Regions from separate parts of the Homo sapiens genome. Here region 2 is linked to region 1. A link is an interaction called in ENCODE POLR2A ChIA-PET data of the cell type or tissue named here. Cell type or tissue: A673. All regions are shown on one strand. Each heading gives the region's core, and the rest is flanking DNA. Links, peaks and the distances in the headings are about the cores only.

Evidence for each region. Peaks named below come from ENCODE experiments on the same cell type or tissue, not always from the same donor. Only the 100,000 strongest peaks of a DNase experiment are listed, where the experiment ranks them.
Region 2: POLR2A ChIA-PET joins it to region 1 with 13 read pairs; 6 of 35 experiments call an interaction of 5 or more read pairs at or near these places.

The regions. Positions count from the first base shown.
Region 1 is chr3:195,246,421-195,261,431 of GRCh38, reverse strand. All of the region lies in intron 1 of XXYLT1 (xyloside xylosyltransferase 1), which reads left to right. LOC124909475 (a long non-coding RNA gene) reads right to left here and starts at 1,085. Exons shown (of 2, transcript XR_007096225.1): 1 at 1-1,085. RefSeq lists silencers at 897-1,836, 5,159-5,333, 9,537-9,586 and enhancers at 7,091-7,878, 8,668-8,717. In A673, for the core only: no CTCF peak of the experiment used is centred there; DNase peaks (open chromatin) are centred at 5,551 and 8,161; H3K4me3 peaks cover 838 bases; H3K27ac peaks cover 4,634 bases.
Region 2 is chr3:195,188,613-195,203,623 of GRCh38, reverse strand. All of the region lies in intron 2 of XXYLT1 (xyloside xylosyltransferase 1), which reads left to right. Among named protein-coding and RNA genes, the nearest start is that of XXYLT1-AS2, 48 kb to the right of the region's middle. In A673, for the core only: no CTCF peak of the experiment used is centred there; DNase peaks (open chromatin) are centred at 5,533, 7,050 and 8,023; H3K4me3 peaks cover 746 bases; H3K27ac peaks cover 4,530 bases.

The sequences.
Region 1 (15,011 bases), core at 4,206-12,205:
TCTTGCTGTGTCCCCCAGGCCAGAGTGCAGTGGTGTGTTCTCAGCTTACTGCAACCTCCATGTCCCATGTCCCGGGTTCAAGCGATTCTCCTGCCTCAGCTCCCGAGTAGCTGGGATTACACAGGCGTGCGCCACCGTGCCCGGCTAATTCTTGTATTTTTAGTAGAGACAGGGTTTCACCATGTTGGCCAGGCTGGGCTCGAACTCCTGACCTCAGGTGATCCGCCCGCCTCCGCCTCCCAAAATGCTGGGATTACAGGCGTGAGCCACCGCGCCCGGCCTGTTCAGGCCTTTAGAATGTATAAAAGTGCAGACGCCTCACTTGAGCGTGGCTGAGGCTGGGGAAAGAGGTGTGGCATCCCTGAGGCTGAGAGCAGGTGGCTTACGGAGCTCCCAGAGCAGCAGGAGGCACTTCAGGACCCCGCTAGCAGCTCTGCCAAGGGGCTGTGGGTGTGGGGATGAGGGCAGGGCTGTAGCCCACCTGACAATCTGTCATCCGCCTGCCGATGACACCCCCAATAAATCCATTCAATATGAACCAAAACTGCGCTTTCTGGGAGTGCAGCTTCCCTCTCATCTGCTTCAGGGAGCGCTGCAGGTTCGCCAAACATCGGAACAGGAAGGAAGCTCTGGGCGTAGTGTCCCCCGTCCAGCTGATACCCTGGGCCAGAAAGGGGCAGTGACTAAGTGCCACAGCGAGCTGCCTTTAGAAGCAGCCAGGCACCTCCTCTGCTGTTTGAGGGAGGTGATAGCAGCAGCCCCGTCTTTTTCGGAGGGGTCGGTTGAGAGGTAGCCCACCCTAATACCCACAGCGAAGGTGGCAGGGCCTGTCGTCTTCACCTATCCTAGGGGGCTTCGCCTCCTTGTCTCCTCCTGGATGTGCCTCGCCCGGGACGGGAGGATGCAGTCCGACCTCCGGGAGGCAGAATCCGCGCGGTGTCCGGGGCTGGCTTTCCAGGTGCCCCGTGCCCGAGGCTGCCCAGGGGGGTCAGTGTTGCGGGAGCCGGATGGGGGCTCCGGTGCAGGCACAGGTTTTGTCCTGTGCTCCGGGATGTGCGCTGCGGGCTCCGCGGCTGCGGTCAGCACGGGGCCCCCCGTCTGGAGAGGAGGGGCCGCGGGCGTCGGGCGTTGGGCGGGGCTGGCCCCTCCTCCGCGGCGCGGTCCCTCCCCCGCCCGGGGCCGACACACGGGCCGAGTGCAGTGCCCCGCGCGGCCGCCTGGGGGCGCCGCTGCACCGCGTCTGCGCGCCCGACCCCCGGCCGGCGAGGTGCGCGCGGCTGCAGCCCCCAAGCCTGAGGCTCCCGCGGGGTGTTTTTTTTCCTCCTCTAGCCCCGCCCGCCCTTGTGGTTTCGAAAGCACTGAACTGAAAGGCAGTCGGCGGGGCTGCGGCGGGCGGTCATTTCCTTCCTGGGCCGCCGGTAAACCGGCTTTGATGAGCCCTTTGGACAAGGCGGGGCCGAGCCGCTGGGACGGGCGATGCGGCAGCACGGTCGGAGGGAGGCTGCGTGGGAGGCCCGTCGCTCCTGCCTGGTCCTCCCCGGGGCCCCAGCCACATCCTTTCCAGTCCGCCCGGTCCCCGTCACACCCGGCGGGCCTCCGCAGCCAGTGTGGGAAACGTGTCTGTTGGAGCCGCGTGGTGGGGGTGGCCCCTCGGTATCCTGGCGCCGGTGGGGAATTTGGCAAAAGACCCGAGGCCGCCAGAGGCCGGCTCCGGGGGCCGCCCTGGTGCTGGGTCTGTCCCTGGCGCTGGCCTGGAGCCCGGCGTCCTTAATTGCGGGAGGGACTCGGATGCCACCTTACAGGCCTGTCGCACGCGACTGTCCTCGCGGTGAGATGAGGGCTTCCCAGGCCTGTACCTGGGGCGGGAGGCCTCTCCCTGGGAGGAGGAGCCCGGCCGCCTGCTTGCTGGAAGGGCCGCCTGGCAGGGCCCGAAGGCCTCCCTGCTGCCCTTCCTCACAGCCTTCCCATCCAGGGCTCTTATCTTTCGCCCTGGGACCACTCACACCGTCGTGTGGGTTGTGGAAGACAAGTCAAGATGACCAGGGCCTTACCCGCAAGCCACAGGGACCTTGACTTCACGGCTCTGACTCTGAGAGGCCACTCTAACTACTTGCCTGTTCTGAGCAGTGGAGCTAGGCCTCATCAGCTGACAGAAAGCCTGCTGTTAAGTTAATGTGTTTTAAATTAAGGCCATTGGTTTTATTTATTAGGGCGATGACTGTTAAGCAGCCCCGATTAAGCCATCCTCTGCTGGTGGGACTAGTCTCCCAGAGGCTGGCCCCTGCGGCCCTGCTCAGGCAGGCCTGGGGATAGCACAGCTGTGCTGCCGGGATAACAGATGAAATGAGACAGCTCACAGCCTGGCACATGGCAGGTGCTTGGTCAACGGTGGCTGCTAATAATGGTACCGGAATAGGTGTGTTGGGAACTGACACCCTGCTGTTGTCACTCTAGAAAGCGCATACCTGTTTATTCACCATGCTGATACCGTTGATTCAGTTGGAGGGCAGTGCAGCTAGCTTGCAAAACAGCTTTCTGGCCAGGTTTATTTCCGGTGTCCCCGTGTTCTTGCAAGTCTTCAATTCTCCAAACTACGGTGTTTTTTCCTTCTCTGACACTCCTCCCTCCCCTACCTCTTGGCAATATATTGTTTGCCTCTCTCTGAAAGCACAGGATGCCTTAGCCTTATTTGATGTTCAGGGGCATCCACACTTTCTCTTTCCTGCTGGAAGGAAGAGGCTCATCTTCATCACGTCCCTTCCCCAGGGGCCCTAGCCCTACCTGGCCCTGGACAGAGGCTCTGCAGTGCTAGCCGGCCTGTGCTCTGGAGTGGGAGCTGCTGCTTGTCAGGATGATGAAGCCTTTGTAGTCTTGTGTAGATGACAGAGTCGCCTCTATGAACGTTCCTTAGTTTCTCGAAGGTTCCAATTCAAATTTGTTTATAGTAAATGGTGCACAATTATACAATTTCTGGTCAAATTTTGATGTTTTGTTTCCCTCTTACTGGTTTTTGATTTGTTTTCTTGGTCTGATTGCACACAGTAACTGTTTATAGTCATTTTTGGGCATCAGCCAAGTGTAAGCTGTAAATGACTTAAAAAGGCCGGGCCTCTGGGGAGACGCTCATGGATCCACATAGCCCCACATACTCCCAGAGCCTGCTCCTATGCCTGGCTGCCACACTATCCCCCTGAGTGGGGTCTCTAGCCTCACCCTCTGTGGCTGTTGCCTCACTGAAGGCTGTGAGGTGGCCCTGCTTTTGCCAGAGCATCACAGCAGCCCAGGATGTGACCTCTGTGTGACCGCTCAGGTGGCCAGGCTCCCTGAGTCCTGGTCAGCGTGGGATTCTGCAGGGGCTTCATAGGCTCAGCAGGTGGATTTGTCAGTCTGAAAAACCTGCACAAGATCAGGCATAGTGCAGGCTTTGCTTAGGGCACCCTTGGCCACCTGCTGTCTAGGGGGTAGGAAGACACAGGGTCGAGGATTGTGGGTGTGCCGGGGCTGCTTTGTGAGGATGGAGAGGCTGGCTGGGGGGCAGGGAGCTTGGAGGATATACACCCATGATACGTGGGTAGCATGTGACCTGCCCACCTTAGAGATGAGGGAACTCAGGCAGCTGGAGCCACAGACTGGCTCTGTCTTCTGTCCCTGGCAGGAGAGTCATGACCAGAAGATGGGGCAGAGGGGGGCAGCTGGGGTAGGGCGGCCTGGCTGGGTGAGTGTGTGGCTCTCTGGGTTGGCAGAGAGTCAGCAGTAGCCAGGACTCTGGAGCGGGAGCCACAGGGAGAGCTACGGGGCCCGTGCCGGCCCAGCCAGGATGTACCTGGCTGCCATGGTGATCCACCTGGCTGGACTGCCTGGGGTTGTGGTGTACCCCGGCCACTTCCCATCTCTGGGACTTTGCTCAGGGGCTTCTTCCCCGGATCACCCATTCCTCCCATCTTCATCTGATTAACTCGCCTTTCATGATGAAGCTCGGACGGTGCCAGTTATGTGGGGACCTACCTCTCACCTCCACCCTGGTGAGCCCCTTTCCCCTGGCTCCTGCCGAGCTGACACTGGCCCTTCTGCCAGCTGCTGGGGGATGAGCACTGTGTCTTATTTCATTCTGTGTCTCCAGGATGTAGTGGCGCAGGGCCTGGCATGGGTAAGACTGCATAGGCTCGCACACTGGAGGAGCTGGATGCCAACACGGTGGGCAGTGGGGTGTGAGTGCAGCCATGGAAGGCCGGGGTGGGATGGCTGGGCACCGATGCCCGTCAGATGTCCTGTGCACATGCTGCTCAGACTTGCGGGACATGGCGTCCTTGGCCGCTTACAGAGGCCTCAAGCTTGTAAAGAAAGCTTCCCGGTCCCTCTTGTCACGGGTTCTCCTGCAGAAAGTCATCCAGCCTGACACTAGCCATGAAGTGTCAGCGGTGTTTTGGGTTTTGGAACTGTCCCCCTTGCATTACCATGAAGAAATGCTGATGCTGGCCCTTGGGAGGTACAAGGGGCTTCACTTGTCTCCCTTACCTGAGAGCCCTGGGAAGGTTGCTTGGTCTGCCTAGAGCCCCGGCTGGCAGGCAGTGCCCTGGGCAAGCTCTTCAGCCTGCACCTGCCCCTGGGCGCTCACTTCAGCTGGAGTGTGGTGGACAGAGTCCTGCCCAGATGTTATTGATCCTGAGTTCTGGGTCTTCCTCTGACCCTGGCTTCTGTTAGCAAGGCCTTCTGATGTCTTTGCCTCAGTTTCTCATCATAAGAGGAGTGGGGACGCTCCGGCTCTGAGTAACAGTCTGTTCTCTTCCAGGCGTGTATAAACAGTGCTGGGGGCTTACAGAGCTCATGCCCTTTCCAGACCCCATCCTGAATGTGCGGGTGAGAAGTTGCGGGGTGTGAGGAGGCTGCTCTTCCCCTCTTTCTGGGATAATCCCTGGAATGACCCTAGGTGAGGCTTCCGTGCTGACTTCCCTTCCGTCCTCTGGGAGGTACTGGTTCGTTTCTCGGGCCCTGCCCTGTGCAGGGCCGCACCTCAGGCCTGCGCGGAGCATGAGGGCGAGGGACTTGGAATGACCAGAGCTGTCTCAGGTTTATCGTCACCGTCAATGAGCCACAGTTGCCACCATCGCAGGAGACCCTGGGTGGCAGGCACCATGCTGGATCCTGCTTTTCCTCCCTCATTTAACCTTGGAGCAGCCAGGCCTGTGAGGGGTAGCTAGTCTCCCCTAGGAAGAGGCTGCACAGATGAGCTTGCTCGGAGCCATGATTGGAGTCCGGCTTGCTGATTCTTCAGCACTCTGCCCGATGCCTGTTGATTTTGGCGGTTTGTTCTTGTCCCTCCAAAGCCAGGAATGCTCTGTGAGAGCTGGGGCCCCACCAGAAGGGTTCCCACGGTGCCCCTGTGCCTGCTGCTGGCTGGGTGGCCTCTTCCCCTGGTCAGCTGGGTGGCACAGAACAGGGGAATCCCAGGGCTGCCCGGGGTGGACCTTCCCTCCCTCCTCCAGGAGCTGCCCATAGAACAGCAGGGAGCCTCTTTCTAGGAGGTGGGATTTACAGGCTGAGATGTTGGAGCCCCACCTCCCTCATTTAGCTGCAGAAGAGGTCTGGGTTGGAGGGAGTCCAGACTCTGGTCCTGGAGTTGAGTCTATTCATGTTATCCATGAGAAAACGGGGGCCCAGAGAGGCCAAGCAACTTGCTCAGGGCCACACAGCTGCTCAGTGGACAAGGGAGACTGGGAGCAGCTCTCCTGTGCCCTCTCTGGTTCCCTGCACTCATGGTCTCCCTGCCTGCCTTCCCTTGTGTTCGGAAGCCAGTTCTACGCTGTGCTTGCTCTGTGCGCCGGTTTGTCTTCTGTTTTGGTTTCTAGCCTGACACAGCTTTTGGATCTCACCCACTTGTGACTCCCTGCAGTCGTCTGTGTTTTGTGGACAATGAAAGGCTTTGCTCCACGTCCACTGATCGGCTGCTCCAGAAGGAAGCTTTGCAGCCTCCTCAGCTGCAGGCCCAGAGTCATGGCTCCCTCCAACCCATTGCCTGGCCCTGCTCAGCCCACTTGGATGGAGCTGAGTCCCCAGCCCGACTGGGTCCTGCTGGGGGCTGAGCTCGTGGGTGCGAGCCGTGTGGGGTAGGGAACCCCGCTGCTGTCTCCCACCTGGCTCTGCACTCCTGCAGCCCCAGTCCTGCCGTGACTGTCACAGGGATCTCCAGGCCTGGTCGGCGGCTCCCTGTTGTGCGAGCATGGTACTCGGAAACCGCCTTTTCTGCTGGTTTAGTCCGACTGAAGCTCCTTGCTGAGGGACTGCATTCCCTCTGCAAACCTATGGCCTTATGGGTCTTTCTGATGCTGCTGTTATCCCCTGCTCTGTCCGCAGTGCTGGTGAATTTCCCAGCCTGGGGCAGTTGGGGACAGGGTCCGAGTCTGACTTCTTTCTCTTTCCTGTGCAGCGGGTGTGGGAATGGGCGTGTGTCTCTTGAATGAGTATGGTGTTGGCTACAGATGGGCCGCTTTAGATCCTGGCTCTACCTCATCTTTCTGGGAGGTGGGGGGTAGTTGTTTACATTCTCTGAACCACCTCCTCTCTGTAGCAGGGGCCCAGTCCTATCACCTGCCCCAAAACATTGGTGTGAGGGCGACGTTAAGTGACTGAATGTGCACAGCGCAGCTGTTTGTGCTTGACGCGTGCTAGGTGGACCCTTAGGCACTGCCCTGGCCCCGTGAAGGCCCTGCAGGTCTGTGTCCCACCCTTGGTGGCTGTGCCCAGCTTTAGCATGCCACCTCATGGTCCTGCTCAGTGGCTCACCTGCTCACCCTGTGTCAGGTCCCAGCCTGGCGCAGGTGGCTGCCCCTGAATCTGGGCCTTGCGAGCCTGTTGCCTGGATGCCCAGGTTCCAGATGCTTCACCTTGGGAAACAAAAGAGCAGTTTTGGCACAGAGATCCCGCAGCCTACAGACTTAATTATGCCCCGTGGACGTGCTGAGCAAGAGTGAGAGGGTGACTGAGCCTGCAGAGGGCTCTGTGTGATGCCATGTGGCCCCCAGTTTCCTCACAGGGGAAAAGGAACAAGCTTCCGGCTCAGGGAATGGCTTCCCAGGAGCAGATGGTACTTTGAAAATCACCTCGTCAGGCTTCGAGCCTGCGTCCTGTGGTTGGGAGGGTGAGGGGCGTGTTGTTTCTGCTGCTGACCCCAGTTTCAGGGCAAATTTAACCTGTGGTCAGTGCAGGGTGGGGCTTTGGTCCCAGGCCCTGGGGCTGAGGCCCTGGAGAACCTGCCAGGCCTGGGCAGTCACTGCTGACGTCTGTGGCCAGAGTCTCCAAGCGCTGAGGGCCCCCTGGGGCCTGATTTATGGGGGTCTTTGGGGGACTTGTTCCAGCCTGGAAATGTGAGAGGGAAATCTCCCCACCCCAGTGGGGGTGCCCCCTGGTGCACAGCTGGGCAGTGGGCACCCCCGTGACTTGTCCGAGAGCACCGTTTCCCTCTGGTGTTACCCTTTAAAACTCACTTGAGGGAAGAGTGATTGGCTACATAGTTGAATTTGCTGAGCAGCGTTTGCAGAGGATGTAAACTGCCAGGTAGGCTGGCCCTGCTTACTGGTCTCTTCTTTGGGCTCACTGAGTGACTGAGTGGCTTTCGCTTTGATCAGAAATGTGAACAGGCCGGGCGCGGTGGCTCACGCCTGTAATCCTAGAACTTTGGGAGGCCGAGGCGGGCGGATCACCTGAGGTCAGGAGTTCGAGACCAGCCTGGCCAACATAGTGAAACCCCGTCTCTACTAAAAATACAAAAATTGGCCAGGCGTGGTGGTGGGCACCTGTAGTCCCAGCTGCTCGAGAGGCTGAGGCAGGAGAATTGCCTGAACCCAGGAGGCGGAGGTTGCAGTGAACCAAAATCACAACACTGCACTCCAGCCTGGGAGACAAAACTCCTTCTCAAAAAAAAAAAAAAAAAAGAAAAAAAAAGAAATGTGAGCAGTTGAAGATTTTAGAACTGATGTGGCTCTCAGAGAGTTGGGAGACATTTTAAGGCAAATGCAAAATGAAAACGTGTCTTTTGCTTAAGGCTGTGTCTTAAGCAGGGGCCTTGGGAAATGAAACGGGATCTTGCCGCTTCGCCTCCTGATTTCTGGAGCTGTTGACTTCTCAGCCTTTTTCTGTGACATGTGCAGCATCTGGACCTGATTTACGGGAGTCTTTGGGGGATTTGTTCCAGCCTGGAAATATGAGAGGGAAATCTCACTGCCCCAGGAGAGGAGTCAGTGCTTAGGGCAGCCTTCCCTGGGCCCCGGGGAGAGGGAGGGTCCAAGAAAAGGGCAGGAGAAAGTGCTTGGAGAAAAGCGGGCAGCTGGGGTGCAGTGCCTGGGCTCCACGGAGAGCCCTTTGTGACTTGCTTCTCCAGGTAGTGGAAAGCTGTAAATCTCATTCAACAAACCGTCTTCATTTTCCCACGTTCCCTTGAGCCCTTGTTTCTTGCAGGCCTAATTTGGATAGAGCAGGGGAATTTTGTTCTCTACTCACGTTACTGAATAGGGGACCCACCTGCGGTGGCGTATGCCATAAACGCCTCCCCGCCTCGCCGCCCCTGCCCTGTCTCCAGCTTATTGTTCATATCACTGTAGCATACGTTATAGTCATATTTCTTTTGTAACCTGAGCTGTGAGTTTCTGTTTTTTTCACACAATAAATAACACCACAGTGAATCTCTCTCTCTCTCTCTCTCTCTCTCTCTGTGTGTGTGTGTGTGTGTGTGTGTGTGTGTGTGTGGTTTTTTTTCTTCTTTTGAATTGTTCCCAGGAACCTTCCTTGATTCTCCACAAGAAACACTTCCCAGTCCTATGTGGTCCTGTTCCCACAAATTAACACATGTGAAGATCAGGTCTATCAGGGCTGCTCCTCAGTGCCCACTCTCTTGCCTCTTCATTATAAAGAATTTTTCCTGCTAATTTATATTACACAGCCCCGCTTTTTGCCTCTCACGATATATTTTTTAGATGTTAAAAAATTTTAATTCTAAAATAAGCCAAAACAGAAAAATGAAAACAAAAAAAGTAACAGATATCTTTGTTTCTACTGTGTAAGTTAAATAGGTGCTAACATTTTTCTCTATTTGCTTAAGATTCTTTTTTTAAGGAAATAAAATATTATAGACGTAGCTAAAGCTCACTCTATTTCTTCTCCATCCTACTCCCTCCAGAGGTATTTACTGTCACAAATAAGAAGTTGGTGTTTTGTGCAATTTGTATGTTTTTAATTTTTACCACATATGTATGCATAAAATATATATGTATTACTGCTTTGTATGTTTTCAGCAGTTATGTAAACAGTCTCATATATCCATTTGACATTTCATTGTGAGTATGAGATTTCATAGCCTTATGATTTTGAGATTTATCTTTGCTGATACATGGAAGTCTTGCCCTGTCATTTTAATTGCTGTGTAGTATTTTATTGTGGGTGGACCTCCGTTTACTCATTTGCCTTCTGAGAGATGGCCGGGTGGTTCCCCTGTTTTGTCACTCCCACTACTGTGAACACCCAGGCGAACAATGTGCTTGAGGCTCTCCAGGGTCACGCCTGGAAGGGGCTGCTGGGTCCTGGGGTGTGTGCATCTTCTGCTTTGCAGGACCCTGGTGAGCTCCCCTCCAGGTGGCTGTTCCCCTTCCCATTCCATGTTCTCTTGAGCACTTGGCGGAGACTCCCTTTTATTGGTGTGGGTCTTGCTGCCTTTGAGGCAGGAGGTAGTAGAGGCTTGGGGGCAACTTTGGAAATAGGATAGGAGGGAAACTTTGAGAGCAGACCTGCGTGGCTCCTTTGTGCCACCTCAGACTTCCTGGCTGTGCAGACACTGGGGCCAACCTTCCGAGAGCGTTCAGAGTCTCTGTGGAGGGTAGAGAGGAGGGTGCCTCCAGCTGCAGGCGGAGCAGCCCCTCACTGAAGTCTGGACCCGGTGCTCAGCGCAGCTTCACAGGCGTCTGTCCTGGCCTCACTCCCTTCATGGGCAGGTGCAGGGCTGTATGAGAAGGGCCGGGGGCCTGGCTTCTGGGCTGGCTCCTATAGGGACCTGCTGCCTAACCTGTGGATAGCCCCTTTCCACCTGGCTGGGCCCCGCCTTCCCTGTCAGAAACACATGGGGTCACATGAGTGATTTGGGTGACCGCTTGGCTCTACCCATATTGGTCATCCACTTGATTTTTGCAGTTAGCAAGTGGTCTCTGCTTTTCCTAACCATGGTCTGCTAGGCTTGAGCCTTGGGGAGCCAGCAGGTGGGGTGGAGGTGGGGGACCTGCCCGCGGGGCAGCAGGGGCCTCGTGCGAGGATGACTTGGCTGTCTCCTTCCTGCAGCTGTGCTCAGTGAGATGGTCTGTGCTTTCATGTAGCTTGAGGGAGTCCTCAGATCCCAGGGCCGTCTGGCCAGTGCACATTTATGCCGACAGAGGGAAGCCTAGGTTGGTCCTTGTGGGTCATTCACAAAAGCCAGAGGCAAACGAGTGCTGCTTTGAGATGAGCATTTTTAAGATCCATGTAACCCCGTCCAGTATTGCTGCTATCTGAAGCCATCATTCAGCCTGGGCATCTACTATGTGCCAGGTGCTGTCCTGGGAACTTGGGTGTATCAATGAACAGAAGAGACAGAACAGGTGAAAAGTCCCTGCCTTGTAGCGCTTACATCCTGGCAGGAAGAGGACTAGATGAGCTGTTAAAATGTCTCGTTTGCTGCCTGGGAGACAGTGAAGTAGGGGTTCATAAAAGGTTAGGTTTCATTTCTTTGTTCCATGAAAAGCAGATGAATAAATCATATAGTATGTTAGCAGGTGAGTACATTATACCGTGTGTCAGCAGGAGAAGAGGACCAGGAGTATGGGGGTGGTTGCAGTGTTTTTTTTTTTTTTTTGAGATGGAGTTGCACTCTTGCCGCCCAGGCTGGAGTGCAGTGGCGCGATCTCTGCTGACTGCAACCTCTGCCTCCTGGGTTCAAGTGATTCTCTGGCCTCAGCCTCCCAAGTAGCTAGAGTTATAGGCATGTGCCACCACGCCCAGCTAATTTTTGTATTTTTTAGTAGAGACGGGGTTTCACCACGTTGGCCAGGCTAGTCTCAAACTCCTGACCTCACGTGATCCATCCACCTCGGCCTCCGAAAGTTCTGGGATTACAGGTGTAAGCCAACACGCCCGGCCAGTTGCAGTTTTTAATTGGATGGGCAGGGAAGCTGTCACTAAAAGGTGACATTGAGTGAAGACCTGAAGGAAAGAAGGAGCTGGCTGGGCAGCCCTGGGGAGGAGCATCTGGGCAGCAGGTGTGAGGGGCTGCTGTGTCGGAGGCTCAGTGCAGTGTGGCCTGGGTGAGCACAGTGGACATCAGTGCCAGAGCTAGCAGGAGGAGGGCAGCTCCCAGCCTGCATCAGAGTGAGGATTCCAGCTTTGACTGGGTCAGAGGAGGAGGGCTCTGGCCTCCGTGTGGAGAGTAGAATGCTGGGGAGACCCTTAGGAGGCCATCACCCTGGCTCTGGGGAGAGAGGATGGTGCTTGGCCTGGGGAAGCTGTGGTGGTGGTGGGTGGTGGAGGGATTCTGGATCCATCAGGAAAGGGCCGCTACTAGGTTGGGATGTTGAGGTTTTCTCCACTAGAGTTTATTTATGCGTGGACTTGAAGTATGTGACATCAAGAGGGCTACAGACCACACGTTTACCTCTTTTGACAGCGCTTGGGTTTGTAGTGAGCAGGCTCAGTGGGAGCTGTGCCCCTTAATGAAGGAGTCAAATAGGACAAGTGAAGCGAGGGCAACCCTTGTGCCTGAAAGGTTGAGTGTGTTCTGGAATCGGCGAGACGTGGGCTGAAATCTGGGCTTTGGCCATCGACCTAGTCACCCTGGGCAGGGACCTTCCCCTCTCTGGCCACGACTGCCTCCTTTCCACGGGGCATGGTTATGGTGAGGATGAGATGAGCTCATGTCCATCTACGTTGCTGCCTGACATGTTTCCTTTCTTTGTGATCCCATGAAGAGCAGGTGCCAGTGTGCCATGTGCCTGTCACGTGCCATGCGCCTGGTGTGAGCCGCGTGGCCATTGTGTGCTGATGTGAGCCGTATGCCTGATGTGAGCCCTATGCCTGTTTTATACAGCATGGTGCTGCTTAGAGAAGTGCCAGATCCTGAACATCGCCTGGTGGGTGTAACCTTTTGAAGTTACAGGAAGGGATTTAGTTAGAGGCTTTAGATGAGACATTAGGTGAATTAGGTGAGTAGGTTCTGACGTCAGGCGGGGAAATCAGCGTGTTGAACTCCCCCTGGCTGCTGGTGCCGCACTTGGCCTTTTAAACAGTGTCTCACCCACAAAAGGAGGCGATGGATGTGAATAGGGCATCTACAATTCCGTCTGCATGTTTCCTTCCTGCATTTTCCCAGTGCCCTAGAGCTGTCTGCAGTATTACCTACTTAACGTATATTTTAATTTGGCTCCTGTATTAGTCCATTTTCACGCTGCTGATAAAGACATACCCGAGACTGGGTAATTTATACAGGAAAAAGGAGTTTGTTTTTTGAGACAGAGTCTCACTCTGTCCCCCAGGCTGGAGTACAGTGGCGCAATCTTGGCTCACTGCAATCTCCTCCCTCCGAGTTCAAGCGATTCTCCTGCCTTAGCCTCCCGAGTAGCTGGGATTACAGGTGCCTGCCACCACACTCAGCTAATTTTTGTATTTTCTTAGTAGAGACGGCGTTTCACCCTGTTGGCCAGGCTGGTCTCAAACTCCTGACTGCAGGTTATCCACCCGCCTTGGCCTCCCAAAGTGCTGGGATTACAGGTGTGAGCCACTGCGCCTGGCCAAGGAAAAAGGGCATTTTAATGGACTTACAGTTCCATGTGGCTGGGGAAATCTCACAATCATAGTGGAAGGCAAGGAGGAGTGAGTCATGTCTTACATGGATGGCAGCAGGCAAAAAAATAAGAGAAACTCCCGTCTTTTGTGGTGGTGTTGTTGTTCAGGGAAGCGGGAGCTGTGCAGGGAAACTCCTCCTTACGGAACCATCAGATTTCATGAGACTTACTCACTTTCACAGGAACTGCACGGGAAAGACCTGCCCGCACGATTCAGTTACCTCCCGCCCAGTCCCTCCCACAGCAGGTGGGAATTCAAGATGAGATTTGGGGAGAGACACAGCCAAACCATGTCAACTCCTTTTTCTTCTTCTTTTCTCCTTAGCCCCTCCTGAGGTAGTATCTGTTGAAGTCAAAGTTCTAAAGCTTTCTTCTTAGTACTTTGCACAACAGTATAAGCCTGTAAGTATCTAAGTGGTTGGTCCGTGTGCCCACAGGACGCCCTTTTGCACCCCTCTGGATGTGTGTGTACCAATCTCAGCGAGCACTGGATGAGCGGCTTTGTGAAACCCAGGAGAGCAGGCAGCCTTGGAAAGTGGCTGATAAGGTTTGGCTGTGTCTCCACCCAAATCTCACCTCAAATTGTAATCCCCACGTGTCAGAGGAAGGGCCTGGTGGGAGGTGATTGGACCACAGGGGCGGGACTTCCTCCCTGCTCTTCTCGTGAGAGTCAGTGAGCTCTCAGGAGATCTGCTGTTTGAAAGTGTGTAGCGCTTCCCCCTTCTCTCTCTCTGTCCTGCTGCACTATGGTGAGATGTGTCCCTTCCGCCGTGATTGTGTGTTTCCTGAGGCCTCCCCAGCCAGGCAGAACTGTGAGTCCATCAAACCTCTTTTCCTTATAAATCACCAAGTCTTGGGTCCTTCTTTACAGCAGTGTGAGAACAGGCTAATACAGCAGCTGAGCCTGCCCTGGGGTCGGAGGGTTCGAGCCTGGCAGGGCTGTCTGGGGATCATGGCTCTCCCCCTTGGGCTCCAGCTGTGTCCCCAACCCAGAGAGCCAGGAAGGAGGTGGGGGGCCATTCGGAACTGGGGCTCAATGCCAGTTTCAAGAGAGGCCGGCCCCTAGAGGAAGCTGTGCACGAGGGTGAGGTGCGGAAGATGGGGACGAGCCTCCCGGCCCAGGCCACCTTCCTGCCTGCGGGACAGAATCTGGCTCAGTGCCTCCTTTGGGTGTTACTCATGGTAAAACTGCAGTGTTCTTTGGAGGTCATAGGTCATGGGATGGTTCCCACACGAAAAAAGGACAAATCGAGGAATCTGGCTAAGAAGCCTTCACGGCCCTCCCACCGCTCGGCTTGGTGAATACGTGGACTGTGACCGACCACCCTCAGATTTCACAGTGAAATCCTGGAACGGCCGTTCGCCCTCTTCTCCCATCTCACCTCCTTCTTGTCTTTCCCTCGCTGCCATACCTCTTCCCCTCCTTTTTGGGGTGGAACACATTATTTTGTAGAAAAACGGCTTCTACTGTCCGGAAAATTTAGTATTAAATGTCAAAAAGCAAAACATGATTTATAGAAAAGGTGAATTAGGGAATGCTTCTACCCACTGTGCAAGGATTATTTCAAAAAAGTTCACTCAGAGTATTCTTTAGTGAGTGCCAAAAACAGATGGTGAGTGACTCCGTGCATTTGTAATGTTTCTCTGTGGAGAGACAGAAATTGGGACCAGGAGGCTGGAGCGGCAGGTGGCGAGTGGCGCCGGGAGTCTGGGACTGGCTCTCTGGCTGTGGCTGTGGGGGCTGGATAGACCGTGTTAAAGAAATCCTGGATTTATGCTTGTGGAACCCCTCAGCCTGTGTCACGGTGTCTGGAAGGCCATGTGGCCACATTGTAACATCACTGTTGGCTGGTCATGAACACACAGAGAGTCCAGAGGATAGCACAGACCCCTGCTCACCCCCGCCTCTCCTTTGGAGCTGCCTTGTGGTTTATTCCTCATCAGCCTGGAGGAGTGTCCGGGGCTCACCCCCTCTGCCTCTGCTCACTGCTCATTCCTCTCATTTTTCCCCTGAGTCTTGCTCTCCCTCCAGGGACATGGCTCCATCCTGCTGGTTTGCCATAGTTCCTCATGGTCATCCTGGAAATTCATCTGGAAGGCCCGTGTGTTTGAAGGTCCACAAGGTGCCGTACCTACAAGACAGACACACTGTGTATTGCTGTG
Region 2 (15,011 bases), core at 3,586-11,585, 57 kb after region 1:
TACTTTAAAGGCCTGAGTGGTGGCTAGAGCTCTGTTCTTTGTGTTTTACAGAGGGAGATGTTAATGTTCGATTCACTTCTTTTGTGGGTTTTCTCTGGTGCCTGCATGTTCCTTCTCTGCACTGCTGTCAGTCCCAAGCCTGGGGGTGGCATGGGGTCTGCTGCTGTCTTGAAGGATATGTGGGCCCCCAGGGATTTTCAGTGAGGTGAAGGGGTGGGTACAGGCCAATTTGATAGGTGAAATATATATCATTATAGAATATTAAGTTTTCTTTCCTTTCTTTTGAGTGAAATTGGATCTCCTTTCATATGGTAAGAATCACTGAATTTCTTTTCTATGAACTCTTTATGCCCTTAGCCCATTTTTCTATTGGGTTGTTGATGTTTAGTAATTTCAAGGAGCTCTGTATTTGTTAAGGAAATAAGCATTTTTGTCCCTGAAATACGTTGAAAACATTTTTTTTTTGCAGTCTTTTAACTTTTTTTCTATGAAGGTTTTTAAAAAATTTGTGTTGTGGGCAGGTGTGGTGGCTCACACCTGTAATGCCAGCACTTTGGGAGGCCGAGGCAGTAGGATTGCTTGAGGCCAGGAGTTCAAGCCCAGTCTGGACAACATAGTGAGAGCCCATCTATACAAAATTTCTTTTTTTAATTTGTGTTGTCAGGTCTATCTTGTGACTTTTAGATTTTGTGTCACACCTAGAAAAGGCTTCATTCCAAGATTATTAAAAAAAATTATCTTGTGATTTCTACATTGTGAATTGTAGTGTGCTAACAGAGAAATGAACTACTCTTGTCCTTAAGAATAGTTATGGCCTACTATCTTCTCTGAATTTATCTAAAATAATTCTTCTTCCAAGATGACCTAAGTGGCTATCTCTGGATACAGAGGACTGGAAACTATGCATCGGATAGTCTCAAGATATCCTCTTAGCTTGGGCTTGTGGACCCCAAATCAACAAGTATTCTTAGGGGTCCCAGATTTTCACCTTCTGGGGCTGCTGGTAGACATGGCAGTCTTTATATGTGGCAGTGAAAGCTGAAGAAAGATGGTGGGTAGAGGAACCAGAATGTTCTAAAGCTTATGGCCAAGTCTTCTCTCTACTGGATAATATTGGACAGCATGTGGTTTTGAGGTTCTGTTCATCTTTGGATTGACACGTTTTTAGATTTGTTAATTATTCTATCAGGTTACTGTCAGTTTTTTTTTTTTTTTTTTTGGCCAGGGACCTAGTTGGTCTCTTTAAGATAATATTGCAATCTCTGCCCTATTCCATTGTCTGTTTTGGGATTAGTTCTCAATGTTGGTATCTTTTGTTTCTGTGTGACTGGGGGACAGTGTCTCTATAGTTCTTTGTTCTGACAACACTGGAGCAAAGTGGGGTTCAGTGCTCCAGAGACCAAGTCTGAAGTTGGCCTCCGTCAGTCCTTGTCTACTCTTTTTTTTTGAGACGGAGTCTCACTCTGTTGCCCAGGCAGGAGTGCAGTGGCACGATCTCGGCTCACTGCAACCTCCACCTCCCAGGTTCAAGCAATTCTCCTGCCTCAGCCTCCTGAGTGGCTGGGATTACAGGTGCACACCACCACACCTGGCTAATTTTTGTATTTTTAGTAGAGACGGGGTTTCTCCATGTTGGTCAGGCTGGTCTTGAACTTCTGACCTCATGATCCGCCCACCTTGGCCTCCCAAAGTGCTGAGATTACAGGTGTGAGCCACCGCGCCCGGCCCTGTCTAGTCTTAGTTGTCGGTTAGCTCTTGGTTTCCTGTGCGGATGGAGGGGAGGAGCAGAGGAGCAGCTAAGTCCCAAACTTGGAATTAATCATAATACCATGGCTTTGGGACCTTCTAGGCCTCAGGTTGTAATGCCTTTATCCCTTGGGCACTCAGGTCCTGTGAAATTTAGATGGTCCCTGAAATGTGTACATCTGCCCAGCTGGGAGTTGGGTCTAGAGGGGCCAGCCAGCATGGGTGTTTTATCTGGCAGAGCCAAAAGCGTGAAAAGCCACTGGAGTGAGCCCAAGCCTTTTCAGAGAAACCTGAGGCTCCAGTACAGTTTCTGAGTCCAGAGGGACGGAAATGGGATCATCAACAAGGAACAGCCTCAAGATAGGACTTGGGATAAAGTGAGTATAGAATTTGAGAGGAGCGTCTGAGTCTTGCTTTTGTTGGCACAGGTTTGAGAATACATTGGGATGACTTAAAGGCAGAGGTTGAGATGGACCCCCAGAGACACAGGCAGCTGTAAGGAATGTCCCAGAAGCAGAAGGGTTAAAAGTGTGTGCTGGGGACCCCAGGATAGATAGAGCACCTCTTTGCTGGGAGCAAGGGCCCTTCCTCACATGCACTCTAGGGAAATCCTGGCCTTGTCTAGCTACTGATTTAAAAGGCAGTGGGTTAGACACTCTCTTCACAGAGGAACTCGAAGTCCAGTGACTTCTTAGAAGATTCTGGGAGAGGTGCTTGTGGTTATCCAGGCCAGTGGCTCTGAACAAGATGATGGATCAGAATTACCCAGAGAGCTTTATCAAATACTTTGCCTGGATTCCAGCACTCAGAGATTTTTTTTAAATTGAGTTAAAATTTATATACAGTAAAAATAGAGATTTTTGACTCCGTAGGTCTGGGGTTGGGCTGGGACAGGGTTATTTCAAGAAAATCACCCTGGGTAACTTCAATGTACATCTCTAGTTGAGAACCTGATTTTCTTCACTTCTAAACTTTACTGGTGGGGAGACTGAGACCTGAGGGGTTGTTCACGGTAGAGGATGGAGCCAGCGGACCCGTGAGCTCCTGTTGGACCACAGGCCAGAGCCCAGCATTCCTTCTTGTGGCCCACAGCTCTTTCTACTGAGTGACTGCCATCATTAAACTAACGAGTAACTGATGGGGCCACAGTAAACCTGTTTGGCACTTCTTCCCGCCTAATTTAGACAGATGTTTCCAGGTTTGGGGCATGTTGCAGTATAGTCCTAGATTCCTGCCCTGCACAGGCTGTGAGGGTGTTCATGTGAGTCAACCGATTGTAGGTCAGTGAACCCTGGTCGCCAAAGCCCTTGCCTGGGAGGAGCCAAGTTGGTCATGAAAGGCAAGTGCTATGTCCTGTTGCATGTCTTTTAGTAAGTACTGGGAGAAGCATTTTCCAGGCTTGATTCCAGAGAAGCAATGGAATTCCAGTACCATTGTTTCCACCACCACTATTATTACCAGTGAACCCACTGTGTGCTTGGATGAATTATCTCATGTAATCCACCCTTGGCAGTGGGAATGGTCATTTATCCCATTTTACAGATAAAGAAGCAGCTCAAGTAACATGGCCAGGGTCACCCAGCTGGCTGGTTAGAGCTGGAGTTCAAGCCCAGGCAGAATGACTACAGCTCCTGGGTGCTTCGCCACGCTGCTTCACGGCTTTCCAGAGCGCCAGATCTGGAACCGCGCTGCTTCACGGCTTTCTAGAGCGCGAGATTTGGAAGGTCTTGCAGAGCAGCATCCCCTAAATGGCAGGTTCCAGGAAAGATCTTTATGGGAAATGTGAAAAGCAGCGATGGAAAAATATGTGGATACACAGAGCTTCCAATCCCCTTCTTGGAGGGTCACAGTGTACACCATCATGCTGGAGATTTTGAGAAGAATGGCAGTTAGGAAGTCTGTTTAGCTTTGACTAACCAGCAGGTCCCAACTTAACTTGACATGGAATGCTCCTTTCTACATTATCCTAAATGACTTACAGACCATTGTTTCCCAAACACCAGTTGGGGAAACGCCATCATGGCTCATAAGTCTAATGCTCTCATTTTCAGTGGACACATGGGACCCAGGGAAGGGAAAGGACTTATCTAAGGCCCAACACAAGTGCACTGCGAGGCTGGGGAATCTCTGCAGCCTGATTTTTGTCAGGACAGCCATCTTTGGGAGTACCTGGAATCCTGATGGGAGCAGATAGATGATAACCCCTATGAGACTCCTTAGCTCTAGGCCTTTGTGAAGGTAGCAACAAGATTCTTTTTTTTTCTTTTGAGACCGAGTCTCACTTTGTCACCCAGGCTGGAGTGCAGTGGTGTGATCTCAGCTCACTGCAAGCTCCGCCTCCCGGGTTCACGCCATTCTGCTGCCTCAGCCTCATGAGTAGCTGGGACTACAGGCGCCCACCACCATGCCTGGCTAATTTTTTGTATTTTTAGTAGAGACAGGGTTTCACCGTGTTAGCCAGGATGGTCTCGATCTCCTGACCTTGTGATCCACCTGCCTCACTCTCCCAAAGTGCTGGGATTACAGGTGTGAGCCACCGCGCCCGGCCCAAAAAGATTCTTTTTATATGTAGGCATACGCAACCGCAAAGGAGATTTGGAGGAGCTTTGGATAGTTCCTCTTTCCCAGGGTAATGATGGGAACCTCGAGCCGGTGGCCAGGGAAACAGACTGAGCTTGTTGGGTCTGGACTCCTAGCCCTGCCCACACGGCCTCTCCTGCGGGCCATGCTCATTCCTATCCTATGTTGACTCCCTGGGCCCAGCCATCATACCCACATATCCTAGCCCTTCATTCAGCCTGCAGATTCCTTTCAGTCCCTGGTAATGCAGTTGATCAAAATTTGTTTCTAAGCAGCAAGTCTCCATCAGCTGATTATTATAGAGGTTTGTTCTTTCCAGTGTTCTTGGCAAAATGCCTCCCAATATTTACTTATTAACTTGAGAATTGGTTTTTGCCTTCCCGTCGGAGAACTCTGCCACTCTTGTCTGCGTTTCTCGAAGCAATTGATATTCTCAGTGGTGAGGGGAGGGATATTTTGCTTCCTGAGATGAAAGAGTGACTTTCATTGAAATGGCTGTCAAGAACTGCGGGTGCCATGACCTTGTGAACACTGTAGAACGGTTCTCTGGTGATAGAGGTGTTCATAGTTGAAGGTTTTGTTGTGTGTTGCATAATAGTTACGAGCACTGAAAAAACACTGCCTGGGTTTGAATGCAGCCCTGCCACTTAGTAGTGGAAAATAATACTATCAGTTTGTGAACATTAATTGAATTAATATATGGAGTTAGATGATACCTTACACGGGATAAGTACCATGTAAGCGTTTGCTGTTATTGCTTTTGTTAGGGTGGCTTCGGTTGGGAAGTTTTTACATCCCAGCTCCCCTGACTCCCAGGCCCTTGAATATTTGTACCCAAGAGGCTTTTCTTACTGTGGATATAGCATGGCCTAGAACTTTCTTCAGGCCCCTGGCCTTCCGGGATGAAGTGCCCGGACAACTTGTTCCTGACTGACTCTTTTTTGAAACTCAGGGGGAGTGGGAAGAGAAGTTCGACTTTGCATGAGTCTTCTCTTTGAATCTACTTCCTCCTTCAAGTTACTCATCCTTTTTATGAATCACCCATGCCAATATTGCTCCCTGAGTTTGCATCCCTTCCTTCCCAAGCATACTTCTGAGATGTTTGTGTCAGTACTTGCTCCATGGTCAGGAAATGCACCTTAATTTTTATAACCCAAGCCAGACAGAATTGAGTAAACCTCATATATGCTCTATCCCCAAGCCTCAGTTGAGTGGTTATTGGATTATCTTCTGTTGTGAATAAGTCACACTTCTGCTAGTCCGATTTCATGGATAGGGGAGAGCCGAGGGTGAAGCCCGATTAGCGTGTGAGCCAGGCGCAGCTGAACTCAGCTTGTCTCTCCAGCTCGTGCAGAAGTTAACTGGTGGGTGAGGCCAGTAGAGCTCTTCCCTAGCCTTGGGAAGGAAGCCTCTGGTTCGCTTTTCCATAAGCTGCTGGCCTAGAGGGGAATGTGTGAGACTAAGTGGACAGTGTTTCTGGAGAGAGTATTTGACCAGTTGTGTCAAACGCTGATGGCAGGTCAGTAGGATGAGGACTAGATTTAGCAATGTGAAGGTCATTGGTGACTTGAACAAGCAGCTTCGCTGGAGCAGAGAATTGTGATCCTGAGCGGACGGGATATATAGTTGTCTTTTTTATAGGACTTTAATTTGTTTAGATAGTTTCAATTTTTTGCCATTTTATGATGCCATACTATGATGCTTGTGAACATCTTTAGGTACATAGTGTTTCTTAATATTATTTCCCAAGGATACTTATCAGAATAACATTTCACTATAATGCCACTAATATTTGGTTCTCAGTCTGTCCTTTGAAGACACTTTGAAATAACATAGCTTTTTTTTTTTTTTTTTTTAAATTGAGACTGAGTCTCACTCTGTTGCCCAGGCTGGAGTGCAGTGGCGCGATCTTGGCTCACTGCAGCCTCTGCCTCCCAGGTTCAAGTGACTCTTGTGCCTCAGCCTCCCGAGTAGCTGGGACTACAGGCGTGCACCACCACGCCCGGCTAATTTTTGTATTTTTAGTAGAGACGAGGTTTCGCCTTGTTGGCCAGGCTGGTCTCAAACTCCTGATCTCAGGTGATCCACTGGCCTTGGCCTCCCAAAGTGCTGGGATTACAGGCGTGAGCCACTGTGCCTGGCCACATTTTTGTTGTAAATAAATATCCCAGAGGAAAATGGAGACTAGCTGCTATTGTTTTAAGTTACAAGCTAATTGAGCCATGAAAACTCATTGCCAATTCAGTACCAAGAGGTGCAGAAGATAATTGCCTCGGTGCATATTGATTTTTTCCTATCCAGGGTGGTTATGCTGTGAGGTAATTGACAACACCGGGTTTTAAAAAGGATATACTAGTCCCAGTGTAAAATATTTTTCCTCCTGCTAACTGCTCTGCCTGTCCTCAAATGTGCTACTTTTTTTTTTTTAAAGGAAGTGACAATTAATGACTTGTCACTTGTTCAGCCAACATTGATAGCCAGTTTAGTCTTGTCTCATCCAATATTCCTTATTACTTTGGCATTTTAATTTGTACAAAGCCGTTTTCAGTTATCTTCTTTTCTTATCCTGTTACATTTGCTTTTACACGGTTGGGTCTCCTGAGTTTGCATCCCAAGCAAGTTAAAATTCCAGGCAGGTTATTTTTTCAGATTTAAACAGAGAAGGCAGAGGCCTCCTTTCTCCCTCCCTATGTTTTCATCGCCTGCCTGACTCATCTCTGGTCTCTTTCTCCGCCTATCTGCCTGTGTTATGTTTTCTTCCCCTGAGATCTGTTGCTGAAAGGCTGACTGCAGGAGCAGTGCTCAGCTCTGAGGGGGCATACCTATTGCCCCAGGGGTACTATTTGTACATGTCGGGGTTGTTGGCCCAGTAGTGATGCTGGCGGGGATGGGGAGGAGGCAGGACCCTGTAGGCTGTGGGGAATAGGGCAGGGTGAGTGCCACAGGGCTAGGGAGCATCTTGCCCTGCTTCCTGCCGCACCCTGCAGGATGGCAAGGCCACTTTCAGTTGGCAGAACTCTGTTGTCCTATAGGACAGATGCTAGCCACATGTGGCCATTTTTGTTTAATTAATTAAAAGTAAAGAAAATTAAAAATTCAGCTCCTCAGTCACACTAGCTGTATTCCAAGCGCTCAGTAGCCACATGTGACTAGCAGCTACTCTATTGGACAGTGCGGGTGCGGAGCGTTTCCATCAGGCACAGGGTTCTGCTGGACGGCGCTGTCCTCCAGGGCTTGGCTGCTTCCTGGGTGATTGAAGAAGCCAACATTGAGGGGCCTTGGAGACTGGCAGTGGCAGGTGACCTGGGCAAGCAGGCTGCAGCCTCGGGCTAGCCTGGAGGGAATGGCAGTGCCAGGCAGGGAGACTGAGGCAGTGAGGAGAAAGAGGGACTGTGACTTGGAGGTCCTGACCAGGCTCAGGCTCACTGGAGCTCATTGGATACTTCAATGCAACAGGACTGTGTCTAGACCATGGCAGGTGTGGCTGGCGGTGCTGAACTCCTGCAGGCCAGAGGGGTGAGCCTGCTGGAAGGGGCTCCAGCTGGGGTGCAGGAAGAGCATTCCCAGCACGGCACTGCCCGGGCCCTCCGAGCTGTTCCTGAGAGCTGTATGAATGGAGTTCCCGGGCTGGGCAGTAGGGGAACTGCCAGAGTGAAGGGACCAGGGCACAAAAGCTTTTCATTCATGAATCTCTTTCATTTACAACAAACCACGGGTAGCCTCTCCCCAGGGATCTAGATGGTTCCAGGAACAAAGGAACACACAGAAAAGAGAGTCCTTTTATTTTTTTAAAGCTGAAAGAGGCTCTGTCCAGTGGAAGAACTGCGGCCACTTCTCAGTGGGACTTCTGACTGGAACAGTCTTAGGCGCCTGAGCGACTCTGAGGAAGGAATCCGTGGTGGTCACCCCTGGGGAAGCCAGGCCACCTTCTCAGAGCACTTCAAGCCAGGCATGTCTTGCTGGTAATAGCAATGACATTGAGTATGACTGTAATAATAATAACTGCTAATACAGAAGGCTTACTGAGACCCAGGCATTGTTCTAAGTGCTTTATATGAATTCACTTAAGAGAACATTTATGAGAACGGTAGCCAGCTTTATCACTGGAGGGTTCTCAGTGGCCCTCCATAGCATTTAACGTCAACAACCATTGTAGTAACAGCTGCTGTTTTATGGTTTAAAGAGAATTTTTATGTACATTGTCCTTTTAAAAAAAAAACCCAGCTTTGTTGAGGTACAGTTTATACCATCACATTCATCCATTGCAAATGCACAATTCTGTGGTTTTAGTAAATTTATAGGTTTATGTAACCACGACCACAATTCGGTGTTAGAACCTTTCCATTCCTCCAAATGTTTCCTCTGCTTGTTTGAAGTTAATCTCTGCTCCTACCCTAGCCATGGGCAATCACTGATCTGCTTTTTGGTTCTCTAAATTTGCCCTTTCTGGTAATTTCATGTAAATTGAATCATATAATATGTAATCTTTTCCACCTGGGTTCTTTACTTAGCATAATGTTGTTCTTGAGGTTCATCCATGTTGTAGCATGTATCAGTCATTTATTCCTTTCAATTTGTTACACAGTGTTCCATTGTGTGGCTGTCCCACGTTTTGTTCGTGTGTTTGTTAGTTGATGGACGTTTGGACCGGTTTCACTTTGGAGCTATTATGAATAATGCTGTCGTGAGCATTATCTTTGTGTGAACATATATTTTCATTCTTATTGGGTAAATTCCTAGGAGTAGAATTGCTGGGTCATATGGGAAATTTATGTTTAACTTTGTAGGAAACTGCCTGTTTTCTCAAGTGCTTGTACTCATTTATATTCCCTTCTGGGAGGCATGAGGGCTCCAGTTTTTCCACAACTTCTCTAACATTTGCTATTGTCAGTCTTCTTACTACAGCCATTCTGGGAGTGTATAAAGGTATCTCATTTAATTTGCATTTTCTTAAAGACTAGTCAGGTGAAGCATCTTTTCATGTTCTTGTTAGCCCTTTGCATATCTTTGGTGAAATATCTGAATAGATATATAATTGAGTTGTTTATATATATATAATATATATATTAATTGGGGTGTTCGTCTTCTTATTACTGAGTTGCAAGCATTCCTTATATAACCTGGATGCAAGTTCTTTATAAGATATACGATTTACAAATATTTTTCTCCCAGTCTGTGGCTTATTTTCATTTTAATATTGATTTATTTTTTATGCACAAAATTTTTAATGTTGAAGTTCAGTTTATCAATTTTTTTATTGTATGGATAGGGCTTTTTGTGTCATTATCTAAGAATTCTTTGCCTAACCCAAGGTCAGGAATATTTTCTCCTGCAACATTTGTTTTCTAGAAGTTTTATAGTTTTAGCTATTACATTTAGATCTATGATCCATTTTGAGTTAATTTTTATGTATGATGTGAGATAAAGGTCCAAATTCTTTTCTTTTATTAATTTTTTTGCATTTGTATATCTAATTGACTGTCCTTTACCCGTTGAATTACAATAGTGATAAGTAATAATAATTACCTTCACATTTTTGTTGAAAATATATTGACTATAAATGTGAGGATTTATTTCTGAATTCCCAATTTTATTGCATTGATCTATAAGCCTTTCCTGTGCCAGTATCACACCGTCTGGATTTCTGTGGCTTTGTAGTTATTTTTAAGATCAAGTAGTGTGAATTTTCCAACTTTGTTATTATACAAAATTGTTTTGGCTTTTTTAAGTTTTTGCATTTCCATATACATTTTAGGATCAATTCATCAATTTCTACCAAAAAGTCTGCTGGGATTTTGATAGTAATTTACATATCAGTCTGGGAGGAATTCCCATCTTGACGGTGTTGAGGCTTCCAATGCATGAACATGAAATGTCTCTCCACCTATTTAGATCTTCTTTAGTTTTCTCAGCAGTGTTTTGCAGTTTTTAGTATGCGAGTCTTGTACTCCTTTTATTAAGTTTATTCCTAAGTATTTTATTATTTTAGGAATGGCTTTTTTTTTTTTTTTAGACGGAGTCTCGCTCTGTGGCACAGGCTGGAGTGCAGTGGTGTGACCTCCGCCCACTGCATCCTCCACCTCCCGGGTTCAAGCGATTCTCTTGCCTCAGCCTCCCAAGTAGCTGGGATTACAGGCGCACACCACCACTCCTGGCTAACTTTTTTGTATTTTTAGTAGAGACAGGGTTTCACCACGTTGGCCAGGCTGATCTTGAACTTCTGACTTTAGGTGATCTGCCCACCTTGGCCTCCTAAAGTGCTAGGATTACAGGTGTGAGCCATCGTGCCTGGCCAGGAATGGATTTTTTTGAATTTCTTTTTTTGATTGTTTTGTTGCTAGTATATAGAAGTGTGATTGATTTTATATCCTGAAACCTTGTTAAACTCCTTTTTCTGTGTGGATTCCTTGAGATTTTTAACATACAGGATTATGTCATCTGTAAATAAAGACAGTTTCCTTCTTCCTTTCCAATCTGATGCTTTTAATTAATCAATTGCTTAGTTAATTCATTTTATTTTTTGCCTTATTCCACTAGCTAGAACTTCTAGGACAGTGTAGAATAGAAATGGCAATAGCAGACGTCCTTGCCTTGTTCCCAACCTTAGGAGGAAAGGATTCAGTCTCTCACAATTTACATATGACAATTGTCTGTGGGTATTACATTAATTTCAGATGTTATACCAGCCATGCATTCCTGGGATAAATCTTCACTTAGCTATTCTATGTAATTCTTTTTGTATTGATAGATAGAGTTTAGGAATTACAGTTTTCTTGTGCTCTCTTTTGTCTCATAGAATGAGTTGGGAAGTGTTCCTTTTCTGAAAGATTTTTTTGAAGAATTGATAAATTGTTTAATTTTTTTTTTTTTCTTGAGACAGAGTCTCACTTGGTTACCCAGGCTGGAGTGCAGTGGCGTGATCTTGGTTCACTGCAACCTCTGCTTCCTGGGTTCAAGCAATTCTACAACCTCGGCCTCCCAAGTAGCTGGGACTACTGGTGCATGCCACCACACCTGGCGAATTTTTGTATTTGTTTAATAGAGGCCGGGTTTCACCATGTTGGCCAGGTTGGTCTCAAACTCCTGATCTGAAGTGATCCACCTGCCTCAGCCTCCCAAAGTGCTAGATTACAGGCATGAGCCACTGTACCCGACCTCAAACATTTTAAATTTATTGAGACTTGTTTTGTGGCCTAGTATGTAGTCTGTCTCAGGGAATGGATGTTCTGTGTGTTCTTCAATGTGCAGAATGTGTATTTTGCAATCATTAGGTAGAGTATTCCATATATGTCAGTTAGGTCAAGTTGCTTGATTGTATTGAGTCTTCTGCATCCTTGCTAATATTCTGTTCCATCAATTATCAAGAGTAGGGTATTGAAATCTCCAACTATAATTGTTGAATTCTCTATTTCTCTTTTCAATTCTGTTGTTGCTTTATGGATTTGGGAGGTCTATTTTTAGGTGCGTATGCATATGTAATTCTTAAATCTTCTTGATGTATTGGCCCTTTTATAATTTTAAAATGTCTCTCTCTAATGATCTTGTTGTAAAGTCTGTTGTGTCTCTTGTTAATACAGCCACTCAAGCTATTGTATAGTTATTGTATGCATGGTATAGCTTTGTCCATTTTTTTAAACTTTAAACTTGTCTGTGTCTTTGAATCTAAAGTGTGTCCTTTGTAGATAGTTTATGCAGTTGGCCCTTGAACAACATGGGGATTGGGGTGCCAACCCCCCATAACTTTGGACTTCCCCCAAAGTTAAATACTAATAACCTACTTTTGACTTGGTTCCTTACCAATAACATAAACAGTCAATTAACACATATTCTGTATGTTACATATATACTGTATTCTTATAATAAAGTAAACTGGAGAAAAGAAAATTTTTTAAAGAAAACCATAAGGAAGGGAAAATATATTTACTATTCATTAAGTAGAAGCAGATCATCATAAAGATCTTTATCTTTGTCATCTTCATGTGGAATAGAATGAGAAGAAAGAGAAAAGGAGGGATTGGTCTTCTTTCTGAGGGGTGGCAGAGGTGGAGGAGGTGGAAGGGGAGGCAGGAGAGGTAGGCACACTTGGTATAACTTTTATTGAAAAAAATTCATGTTTAAGTGAATCCACACAGTTCAAAGTTGTATTGTTCAAGGGTCAACTGTAGTTTAAGTATACTTTTTAAAAATCCAATCTGATAATCCCTGCCTTTCTTTAAGAGTGTTGAGATCATTCATATTTAATATAATTAATTGATTTGGCTGGGTTTACATTTGACATTTTGTTATTAGTTTTCTATATGCCTTCTTTTTTGTACCTCTGTTATTTTTTGATTGCCTTCTTTTGTGTTAAATAAGTATATTTTAGTGTACCATTTTAATTCTTCTTTTGATTTTTTAACTGTATTTTTAAAGTCATTTTTTGTGATTCCCTAGGGCTCACAATATGCATTTTAATTTATCACCATTTACTTCAGATTAATAACTTAATTCCTATAAAACAGAAAGTTTGCTCCCGTAAAGCGCCATTCTTTCCCCCTTCCATACTATTATTTTCATATTTATTATGTTTATATACGTTATAAACCCAACAACCCAGTGTTGTAATTTATGCTTTATCCAAACTTACACATCTTTTTAAAAAGTTAAGAAATGAGAAAAATATATTCAATCTTTTATATTAGTACATATATTTAAAATTTTTGGTGCTCTTCGTTTCTTCCTGTGGACACAAGTTACCATCTGCCATCATTTCCTTTCAGCCTGAAGGATTTCATTTAGTTTTTTTTTTTTTTTTTTTTTTTTTTGAGACAGAGTCTCACTTCGCCACCCAGGCTGGAGTGCAGCAGCATAACTCGGCTCACTGCAACCTGTGCCTCCTGGGTTCAAGTGATTATTTTGCCTCAGCCTCCTGTGTAGCTGAGACTACAGGTGCACGCCACCAAGCCTGGTTAACTTTTGTATTTTTGGTAGAGGTGGGGTTTTACCATGTTGACCAGGCTAGTCTTGAACTCCTGACCTCAAATGATCCACCCACGTTGGCTTCTCAAAGTGCTGGGATTACAGGCATGAGCCACCATGCCCAGCCTCATTTAGTATTTCTTATAAGGTAAATCTGCAAACAGTTTGTTCTCTGTCTTTGTTTATACAGAAATGTTCTTTTTTTTTGCATTTTTGAAGAATTGTTTTGCTAGATACGGAATTCTTGGTTGATGTTTTCTTTTTGCTTTTTGCTTTCAATACTTTATGTCATCACATTGCCTTCTGGTCTCCATTGTTTCTAATGAGAAGGCAGCCATTAATCATATTGAAATGCCTTTGTACATAATGAATTGTTTTTCTCTTGCTGCTTTCAAGACTTTTTTCTTTCTCTTTGTCTTTCACAGGTTTGATTATACTGTGTCTAGGTATAGAACTCTTTGTATTTATCCTACTTGGGGTCTGTTGAGTTCCTTGGATGTGCAGATTAATGTTTTACATCAAGTTTGGGAAATTTTCTGTCATTTTTTTCTACAAATTTTTTTCACCTATTTTGTCTTTCTCCACTCCTTCTAGGTCTCCCATTGCATGTATATTGGTATGTTTGAAGTTGTCCCACAGGTGTCTTGGTTCATTTTTCTTTGACTTTTTTTCTATTCTTCAGACTGGATAATTTCTATTTAATCTATGTACAAGTTCATTGATTCTTTTGCCATCTTGAATCTTCCATTGAGTCCCTTTAGTGAGCTTTTCATTTCAGTTATTGAACTAACTCTAGCATTTGTCTGCTAAATCCAACATCTGAATGCATTAAAAAATAGTTTTGATTAACTGCTTTATTTCCTGAGTGTGGGTCACACTTTCCTATTTTTTAAATCTCTTATAATTCCTTTTTTGTTGAAAATTGGATGTTTTGCTATTATATCAAACTCTGATTTCTGGTATTTTCCCTGTAATGGTTGTTGTTGCTGTTTTGTTTGTTTTGTAACTTGTCTGGGACAAGTTATGATGTCTGTCTCACTTGCAATGTGTGGTCATTGATGGCTTTGCTTAGTACTTTTTTAAACTTTTGTTTTTATTTTAATAATTTGGTTTTTATTTTAAAATCAAATTAAACCCTGGATTCCTAGAGGTTGCCCTGGTGTCTGTGTAGCTTAGTGGGCAAGTCACATGTGTTACTCTATAAATGGAAATAATATAGTATCCACCTCATAAAGCTCTTGGGAAATTTGAATAAGTTAATCAATGTAAATCACTCAGTGTAGGGACTGGCACATAGTAAGTGCTCAATGGATATGCGTATTCTTATTCTTTGGTATTATCATTGTGTGAGGAAAATGAGGCTCAAAGAAATCTAGTGACTCAAGATCACACACCTGGTGAAAGCTAGCGCCGAGCTTAAACCCATAGCCATCGGATGTTACTGTATGAGGCTGCACCTCCTGGTTCTGCATCTCTGTCATGTTGTCACAAAATTTTTGTGTAAGTGCTTAATGTTTACACAAAGTTGGCTGTGGAGGGAAATGGAGCAGTGGTGTGGAAATTGGAAGAAATGTTGCCATTCAACCTTGAGAGTCTCTGATTCTGAGATACCACCCAGTGGACAGATATGGGAGCTAGCAGTTATGATGCAGGACAAGCAAGCCCCAAAATTGAGGCTTAGCCCAAGAGGGTTCTTGGCTCCTCATAGGAGACAATTCGAGAGTGCA